2 separate regions of the Homo sapiens genome follow, and region 1 is linked to region 2. Evidence: read pairs that join two places in POLR2A ChIA-PET (ENCODE). Cell type or tissue: PC-9. All regions are shown on one strand.

Region 1 (5,000 bases), 170 kb before region 2:
GCACCGCGTTTTACCTTGTTTAGGGGAGGCCTCCCTGTGGAGCTGACATCTAAATGAGCTCCTGTGGGGTGTGAGGGAGGGAGTCCCAGGGAAACTGGGGAGAAGAGCATTCCCTGTGGAGGACACAGCAGTGCCAAGACACTGAGTGGGAGTGAACCAGGCCTGGCCTGGCCAGGGCTGCAGGAATGGATGGAGCCGGTGAAGTTGAGAGCTGTTTGCTGCACTCTACTAAATGCTCAGAGAGCAGGCGCCTCCGTCTCATGGCCCTCTGTGCCCCAGCCCAGCACAGTGCCTGACACACGGTAGGTGCTCCATGAACATTAGTGAAGTGACTGTGGGTCCCTGAGTGGCCTGATGTGGGCTGCATGTGTGGATGGCCCACTCTGCCCACGAGGCCACCAGGCCAGGCTTCGGATGTCCCAAGATGAAGGTTAGATTACTGAAGATCATGTTTCTCCACACTGCCAAATTAAACTCCTGCCTCCAGCCCTTCGCATCCCTCATAGCCAGAACTGGCAGGGGGAAGGCCTGGCCATCTGTGGTTTAACAACCTCTCTAGACCCCATGCCCTTCCTGAATGCTCCCATTGTGGGGGACGTGCACTTGAGAAGCAGCAGTGAGAGCCTGCAGGGCATCCTGGCCTGACGCGCATGCACACGGCTCCTTCAGCAGGGGCAAGCCTCTCCCAACCTGCTCCTTCTGGAGTCTTGTACCTGGAGCCTGGTGTCTTGGGAAATATATTTGGCCGCTCAAGGAACAAACTCTCCACACCCACAGTGAGGCTCAGGCAGGGTTCTGGCCCAGAGGGACCAGCCGCAGGCCCTCTCCTGACAAGTCCACGCGCGACCCCAGTGCCTCTCCTGGAACTGGCCCCGCACTGGGCTGGGTGCTGAGGGTGCAGGGCCAGAGCTCCGGGCATTCCTGCAGCCCCCACCCCTGCCCGCCCTGATGCCTCAAAGGAGGCTGTGGCCAAACCAGCCCCTCTGCCAAGGCTTAGGGAACAGCGTTCTCATCACAAAAGTCATAAAGCTAGACACTGAGCAGTCTCCCTCTTAAATCCTTCCCGTCATCTGGGCAGAGGCCAATAGTCCTCCCGGGCCACAGGCCCTACCCAGTTGGCCCATGCTGGCCTCCTGTCTCTCCCTTGAACACACCACGCCCACTCCCACCTCAGGGCCTTTGGGCCTGGCCAGCCGCCTAGAATGCCCTTTCCCTACTTGGCCTCCAGGCCCCTGCCCTGGGCCCTCTGGTTGAGGGGGGGTCCTATCTGTACTTGGCTCAGCATCCCCAAACCTCTCACTCCAGGTGGCTCAGTGTCATTTTGGCCCCTACCTTTGTCCCAGCTCCTGCAGCTGACCCCAGGACACAGAGCTCAGCAGTCCTCTTGACTGAAGCCCCTGGCCAGGTCCCCTGCCCACCTTGCCCATGCCAACCTCCCTGACCCACCTGACTCTGAGACCCCTGGCCCTGGGTGCCAATCCTGGCTCTGCCTGTCTGGCCTGGTTTTCTCACAAATGCACAGGCCCTCAATCAATCTCGAGGAATTACCAATGCCACAGGGTCATAGGGTACCCCAACTAGGCACTCCCCCTCATACCAATAAACAAATCAATATAGTTTACATGTCCTTCAACTGTCTTGTGGTAGCATAATTATCTGCATTGTTTTATGGGCACATTGAGAGTTAATTTGTTATCTATAAACATTTCAAAGCCATCTTTGTTTTTAAACCTTATTCCAGCCCTTCTTCATTTTAAAATTTACTCTGGAGCAAAAAAAGAACGAGAGAGCGTGTGCACACCTAAGTGTAATGGTGGGGGTCACTGTTTATAGCAGCACACTTTCTGAAACAAGCTAATCACCCATATGAACAGAGAATTGGTTAATAAATTATGATACAGCCATACTGAAAGATTACTATTCTACTCAAAAGCACAAAAAGTATAAGGGAATTCTTGATGTATTGATAAGGAACAGTCTCTACAATGTATGGGTTAATTAAAAAAATCAAGGTGCAGACAGGGTTTTCATTGTGTGATCTCCGTGTAAGAAAAGAACAAACCTCATCTACACACATTTGCCTGTATGTGCACTGAGCTGGTAGCCTAGAAGAGACAGGGGACAGTGGCCATCTCTAAGGAAGGGGCACTGTATGCCTTTGACAGGGTGGGAGAGGCTTTTCACAATGAGGGGCTTTTAACACACTTTTGAATTTTGAACCATGGAATACTATGCCTGGTCAAAACCAAATTAAATTCCAATAAAAAAGCTGAAGGGCCCCAGGTAGGCCTGGGCAGCCTCCCTCAGCGTCGCCCTGTGTGAGATCTTGGCAAATGCATGCAATTCCACTAGGGCAGGCATGTTTCATCCAGGGCCTAGCGCCAGCTGACCACCTCCTTGGAGCCCAGCCTGGCATTTGTGGTCAGAGGGGTGCTGAGAGAAGCTCACCTTCACGGTGACACCTTCCTCATGGTCTGTTGTGGGTTGAACTGTGTCATCCCAATTCGTATGTTGAAGTCCCAACCCCTACTGTCTCAGAATGTGATCTTGTTTGGAAATAAGGTCTTTGCAGCTGTAATTCACTAAGCTGAGGCCATTCTGGAGCGGGGTAGGCCTCCAATCCAATGTGATGGGGTCCCTGTAAAATGGGGAAATTTGGACACAGACACACACAGGCAGAATTCCACATGGGCAGGAAGGCTGAGATGGGAGTGATGCTTCTACAAGCCAAAGAGCACCAAGGATTGCCTGCAAAGCTCTGGAAACCAGGAGAGAGGCCCGGAATGGGTTCTCGCTCAGAGCCCTTGGAGGGACCTAGCCTTTTGGACAACTTGATCTCAGACATCCAGCCCCCAGAGCTTGAGAAAACAAATGTCTGTGACTCCAGCCCCCCAGTTTGTGGTGGTGCTTTGTTACAGCAGCTGCAGGCAATCCATATGCCTTGTTTCAAGGGAAGTAGGCAGATCTATGACTCCTGCCTAGTGTTTGGTTTAGAGCTACCTTAACCTGTGAGGGAGCTGGACAGGCTCCGAAGCTGCCCCTGACCTCTGAGAGTGCCCACCCTGGCCCGGTACTTACTGTCATTGGTCATGTTCTTGGAGACTATAGTGGACGGTATCTCAGACATCTTGGCTGAGGCCCAAGAGGTTGATGCAAGGCTTCTCCTCTTCTAAAGGAGATCCTCACCTGAGGAGTGACACAGTGCTTGAGCCTGGTGGTCCCCAAGCCCAGAGCTTCCTTCCCCCTGGGTGGCTGACAGCCACCGACATTTGCTGAGGGCTCACCTTGTGGGGACACCTGCCGGCTCCCTGCCTCTCCCACCCGAGGGTCCACTCTCACCTCCTGGACTTGGCTCTAGCTGCCTACTTTTTCTGTGCTTAGAACACATCAATCTTGGCCTCAAGCCTTTGCATTTTCGGCCTCCTCGGCCAAAAAATATTCTCCCATACCCAGCTGGGGGTGCTGGGCTTCCTTCTCTTCAATTCCGAGCTCAAATGTCACCTCTTTAGAGAGACCTCTCACCATCCCATCCAAAGTGGTTTCTTCCTCCCCACCCCCATGTGGCCTTTATTTTCTTCTCTGCAATTCCCACTATCTGATTATCACTTTAAAAATCCATTCGTTGTCTATTTCCCCCTAAAATGTGAGCTCCATGAGAACAGGGGGGTCTTTTCTGCTCATCCAAGCTCCTGACATACCCTTGGCACTTCTTAACTTCATCCATTGAATGAATTTTCATTTTTGCAGGGGAGGAAGCAGAGATTCAGCGAGGTGTCCAAAGTCACAGTCAGGAGGGGCTGCCTCTGGAAAGGGCCCCCACTCTAAGCTTGTGCCATTCCTGCCGCATTCCTGCTGCAGCCCCCTATTGGGTGAGCCTGGGGTTCGCAGGGTCGCCTCCTAACACCCGCGCTCTGCAAGGCCCCGAGCCACACAGCGAGGTGCACAGGGATGGTAGGACAGATGGGGTGGATGGTAGATGGGTGTGTTTCAAGCAAGTGGCATGCGAGCGGGCAGCCTTGGAAGGCGCCTTGCAAGTCCGCTCCCGGCCACGCGCGCCCCTCGGGCCCTGGTTTCGCACCCCTGCCGCCGCCCCCACGCGCCCTCACGGACCCCGCGCGCCCCCTCTCCCCGGACCGCGAGCGCACCCACCGACCCCGACTGCCCCGGCTCGCTCCGAAGCCTCCGCGCTGCAGTTCTCAGCTCCAGGAGCAGGGCTCTTGGGTTTACGTCTCCAAGGCAACCATTCTTCAGGCTGGCTGTGACGCCACAAAGGCCGCGGAGGCTGGGCGCTTGAGGGCTGGGCCTGCGGGCCGCGGGACAGGGAGGGCGCGGGGCCGGGCTGCTGGGTCCGAGCTCTGGGCACGATGTCCTCCCTGACGCCGCCAGGACAGCGCCTGGCCCAGGCCTGGGCCTGGTGAACGCGGGTTTCTTCCTCTGAGGTTCAACACTCCGCACTTGGGTTGGCTCCTTTCATCCTGATTGGTTTATTCGCCACGTGCCAAGCACTGAAGAGGGCGTGCAGGATGGATACTTTTGGAGCAAAAATAGCCCTGCTTCTTTCCTGGGGAGGGATCGCACTTTCTAGAGGGGCGGTTTTCAAAGTATGGTCTCAGGACTAGCAGCATCGAAAATGCTGGGAACTCGTTAGAAAAGCAAGTTTTCAATCCTCGCCCCAGAATCAGAAACTCGGGGTGGAGCCCAGCAATGTGTGTCCTGACAAGTCCACGCGCGACCCCAGTGCTGGCTAGGGTTGCAAAGCCACTGCTCTACGGAGCGAGCGAGATCCATCATAGTGGGACAAGCGAGAGGATGAGGCCATACAGACCAGGGCAAGTTTTGAGCGCGCAGATCCACCAGCTGCTTGAAGCCAGGGGCACCAGGATGTCTGGTCCCCCAGCTCAGGGATCCTGTCTCCCCACAAAAAGCAGCAGCAGAAGACCCCTCTTTGAGTTCTGAACATGTTCCTAGATTTTCCCAGTATCTATGGGGATTGAGAGATT
Region 2 (5,000 bases):
AGGGTCAGGAGGACTCAGCCCACATTTAGTATCTTCTTGACCAGGGAAACCAGGCAGGCTCATGGGGCTGATGGGAACTTCCCCCAAGGCTTCCCAGGATTTTCCTAGCAGCTCCCCAGTGTTGACTTCCAGGCACCTGCCACTGAGCTACTGGGGAGAAGGCACCACAGAGGTCTTCTTTTTGAGATGCTCATAGAAGCCCAGGCTGCATGAGCACCCAGATAGATGCTCAGAGTCTCAGCAGCTGATTGGTGCAGAAAAGGTACATGTGGGAATGAAGGAAATGGATCTGGGCTCAGGTTACCATATTCCCAGAATTCTCCCTAAAAGATGGTGTTTGCTGTGCATTGTAAATTTATTATTTCTTCCTGGCCTCCCATCTCTGGCATCAAGTATTCTCCCACTTCAAATACTCAAATACACCAGTCATATTGCATCAGGGCCCACCCTAATGCCTCATATGAGGCACTTACTTTTGAAAAGATCCCATTTCCAAATAAGGTCACATTCTGAGGTACTGGGGTTAGGAGTGCAACAGATATTTTTTGAGGAGCACAATTCAACGATTACACCCTCTGTGATCATTTTAGTTGTGAATACTTTTACCAGTGACTTCCTCTTTTAAGATTTTTGGTGTTTTTTTTTACCATAAAAATTATATATTTTTACATGGTTAAATGAGTCAAATTGTTTCTTTTGGACGTCTGAGAATGAAAACACTTTCGATTCCAAGGTTTTAGGATTACTATTCTATATCTTATTGAAATAATTTTATTGATGTTTCATGTTTAAATGTTTAGTCCATTTGGAAATTAATCTATGTATGGTACAGAGTGTCTGTTGACTTAAGCACAAACATGTCTTTCTTAAGGACAAACATTAGTTCTTGCCACAGCAAGGAAGAAAATGTCTCCTAACTGACTCTTAATTAGGAAGAACACACTTCCTCCCATGGAATCAGTAAATCACACTATTATCCAAAGTGGTATTTAGTTCTTTGTTCTTTTTCTGCTTCCCTTTCAGGCTTAGCAGGGTAAGAAAGCAGCCACAAACCTGCTATAAACACCTCTCCCTTAGCAACACAATTAGAGCCTTAGAAATGCACAGTCTAGAAAAGACTGGATTAAATTATTTGCCAAGAACAGTTACTCTCTCTCCTCAATCTCCATCTGGGTGAAAAGAAGGGTGTTACCCATTCTTACATACATGCACATACACACATGTCACACACGTATGTTATATGTATGTATATAGAAAATATTGAATTAAAAAACACTCTAAAACCTAGTTTTCTGTACTTTCTTATTTTCTAGAAATGGACAATTAATATAATGACAATTTTGTCTCTTTTCTTTCCAATGTTTTTAAGCTTTTTTTTTTGTCCTATTGCATTGTCTAGAAGTTTATGAACAACTTTGATTGATAGTTATAGGTTTACAGCACTTCACCTGCAATTCCTAAATGCCAAAAAACTCTGAAATCTAAGGTCTGTGGCAAACTCTTTGGGTAATAAAATCTGGCCTGAACCAATGAGGACTATTTATACTCTTCAAGTATACAACTTGGGGCAAGAGCATTTGGTGACCTAGGCAGTAATGTGCTCGATTATGGACTGTCCTCCCGGTCCTCATTGGGGTTGTTTTCCAAGGTATAATATATGTATGACATTATCTTTGAGAAATCTGAAAAAAAAAACCTGATTGTGAGATTTAATTGATCCCAAGGATTTTAAAGGGTTTCTGGGATCTTAGATCATGAATAATGCATATGTTTGTCTCTAGTGTTTAATCATTCAACTTGTCGTAAGTTGTTGGCTTGTGACAGATACTTTTTAAATTAAAGGGGTTTTCCATGCCATGAATATTTATTGATTTATTTACTTTTTCTACTACTTCTTGGTCATTTATATTTTCTATGAAAAGTATCAACTGTATTTAGACTTTGAAATGTTTTGGGACTTCTGGTTTTTGGTGTGAAATATAAGGAGATTGGTCTTCACTCCCATCCTTGTAATAAGAAGAAAGCAAAACCAAACTGAAAATTAACAACTCTTCTTAGATCCATAAAGAACTGAGACCACAGGGCAAACAACGGCCTCCACAACCCCCATTCTGGTTCCAGAGTCACCAAACTCTTTTCCTTTGTGCATTTGAGAATGTGATAAGAATCCATCTTGGAGAGTCTTGGAGAAACCTGCTGTTCTTAACATAAGTTAACCCCAATCTAGCTAAATTCTGTTTTCCCTAATGTACTTTGAAAAGTTTGATTAGGTCCATAGAGAGTTTTTCTTTTTCAAAACATGATAGATAAATACTGATATACAATATAATACCACTTAAATACTTTCCACATATGTATAAGGCTTATCTGTGCATTTAAAACAAAGTTGTGGGATATTTTGTGGACCAAACTTGAAATGCTGGCTACGGTGGAACTGGAGATGGGGATGGGAAGGAAGCCTGGGGGACTGTGTGTGATGATGGGGCCCTCCCCTTTATAGAGATACATGTCATACACACACACACACACACACACACACACACACACACATAATTGTAGTAAAAAATACATAGCACAAAATGTACCATTTTAACCATTTTTAAGTGTATAGTGCTGAGGTGTCACATCTATTCACATTATTGTGAAACAAATCTCTCTGGAGCTTTTTCAAGTTGCAAGTCTATGCCCATTAAACAGCAGCTCCCCTTCTCTCCTTCCCTTCTTCCCTTGGTCACCACCGTTCTACTTTCTGTTGCTATGAATCCAGCTACTTTAGATAGCTCTTACAGCAGGATCATACAGTACAAATACTCCTCGACTTACAATGGAATTATGTTGATAAACCTGTGGTTAGTCAAAAATACATTTAATACACCTAACCTATTGAACATCATAGCTTGGACTAGCCTATCTTAAACGTGCTCAGAACACTTACATTAGCCCACAGTTGGGCAAAATTGACTGGCAAACAAGTGTGGAAGCTGTGACTCGTAGCTACTGCCCAGCGTTGAAAGAGACCATGGTACTGAATATCCTTAGCCTGGGAAAGATCCAAATCTAAATTTCAAATATGGTTTTTACTAAATGGATATTGCTTTCGCACCATTGTAAAGTGGAAAAATTGTAAGTCAAAACATCATAAATCAGTGATGACCTGTACTCCTCTTTTTTCTGACTGGCTTGTTTCGCTTAGCATAATATCCTTAAAGTTCATTTATGTTGTTGCACAAGACAAAATTTTCTTCCTTTTTAAGGCTAAATCATATTCCCTTGTAGGCACATACCACATTTTGTTTATTTATTCATCCATAAAGGGACATTTGTGTTGCTTTCACCTATCAGCTGTTGTGAATAATGTTGCTATGAACATGGGTGTGCAAATATCTCTTTGGGGGACTGCTTCCAGTTCATTTGGGCATTTAAACAGAAGTGGAATTGCTGCATCATATGGTAATTCTATTTTTAATTTTTTGAGGAACTGTTGTATTGTTTTCCACAATGGCTGCACCATTTTATATTCCTACTAACACTGCACATGAGGTCCTCCACATCGTTTCCAATTTGTTCTTTTTTTTCTTTTTTCTTTAAATAGTAGTCATTGTAATGAGTATGAGGTGATAGCTCAATGTGATTTTTATTTGAATTTCTCTGATGATTAGAGATGTTGCCATCTTTTCATTTGTTTCTTGGCCATTGGTAAATAATGTTAGGAGAAATATCTATTCAAGTCTTTTGATCATTTTTAAACCTGGTTGATTTCTTGTTGTTGAGTTATAACAGTTCTTTTGTAAATTCTGGCTATTAACCCCTTATCAGATATATGATTTGCCTGTTCACTCTGTTGATCTTATCCTTCGATAAACATTTGCAAAGTTTAACACAGTCCCATTTGCCTATTTTTGCTTTTGTTGCCTGTACTTGTGGTGTCATTATCCAAGAAATCATGCCAAGTACAATGTCATGAAGATTTTCCCCTGTAGTTTACTCTAGTTTTATAGTTTTAGGTATTACATCTTTAATCCATTTTACCTTAATTTTTGTATATGCTATAAGGGTCCAAATTTATTATTTTGCAGGTGGATATCCAGTTTTTTTCCTTAATGTGATTTCTTGAAAATACTTTCCCTTCTCCATTGAATGATCTTAGTACCCTTGCTGAAGTTCATTTGACCATACACGAGTGTTCATTTGGGGTCCTCTCTTCTATTCCATTGGTCTATTTGTCTGTTTTTATGTTGATAACACACAGTTTTGATTACTGGAGCTTTGCAGTATGTTTTAACATCAGGAATATCAGGGCTTGTGAGTCCAGCTTTGTTCTTCTTTTAAAATATTGTTTCAGCTATTTGGAATCTCTTGAGATTTCACATTAATTTTAGAATGACTTTTTCTATTTCTGCAAACAATGCCTTTGGGATTTTGATAAGGGTTGCATTGAATCTGTAGATCACTTTGGGTAGTACAGATATCTTAACAATATTGTCTTCCAACTTAAGAACACAAACTATCTTTCTATGTATTTAGTCTTCCTTAATTTCTTCCAGCAATATTTTACAGTTTTTAGTGTACAAGTCTTTCTCCTTCTTTAGAGTAGATTTATTACTAAATATGTCATTCTTTCAATGCTGTTGTAAATAGGATTTTTTTTAATTTCCTTTTTCAAGTTGTTCACTATTGCTGTATAGAAATGCAAGATTTTTGTTTGCTGATTTAAAATCCTGCAACCTTGCTGAATTTGTCTATTAATTCTAATAGTTTTTCTGTGTGTGAAAGCTTCTGGGTTTTCTACATAAAAAAACATGCCATCCGTGAGCAGAGATAATTTTATTTCTTCCTTTTCAATTGGATGCCCTTTATATATTTTTACTATCCAATTGCTCTGGCCAGGACTTCCAATGCCATATTTAATAGAAGTAGTGAGAGGGGAGATCCTTGCCTCATTCCTGATCTTAGAGGGAAAGCTTTCAGTTTTTCACTGTTGAGTATGATGTTAGCTATGG

The links. ChIA-PET counts read pairs that join two places held together with the same protein. Peaks named below come from ENCODE experiments on the same cell type or tissue, not always from the same donor. Only the 100,000 strongest peaks of a DNase experiment are listed, where the experiment ranks them.
Region 1: POLR2A ChIA-PET joins it to region 2 with 20 read pairs; 2 of 35 experiments call an interaction of 5 or more read pairs at or near these places.

What each region holds. Positions count from the first base shown.
Region 1 is chr3:126,394,128-126,399,127 of GRCh38, reverse strand. CFAP100 (cilia and flagella associated protein 100) reads right to left here and starts at 4,219. Exons shown (of 17, transcript NM_182628.3): 1 at 4,150-4,219; 2 at 3,079-3,186. The coding sequence starts at 3,127. CFAP100-DT (CFAP100 divergent transcript) reads left to right here and starts at 4,330. Exons shown (of 2, transcript NR_103789.1): 1 at 4,330-4,829. RefSeq lists an enhancer at 814-1,323. In PC-9, no CTCF peak of the experiment used is centred here; no DNase peak of the experiment used is centred here; H3K27ac peaks cover 342 bases.
Region 2 is chr3:126,222,675-126,227,674 of GRCh38, reverse strand. The region is part of intron 1 of LOC124909426 (a long non-coding RNA gene); the gene reads right to left. Among named protein-coding and RNA genes, the nearest start is that of ALDH1L1, 45 kb to the right of the region's middle. In PC-9, no CTCF peak of the experiment used is centred here; no DNase peak of the experiment used is centred here.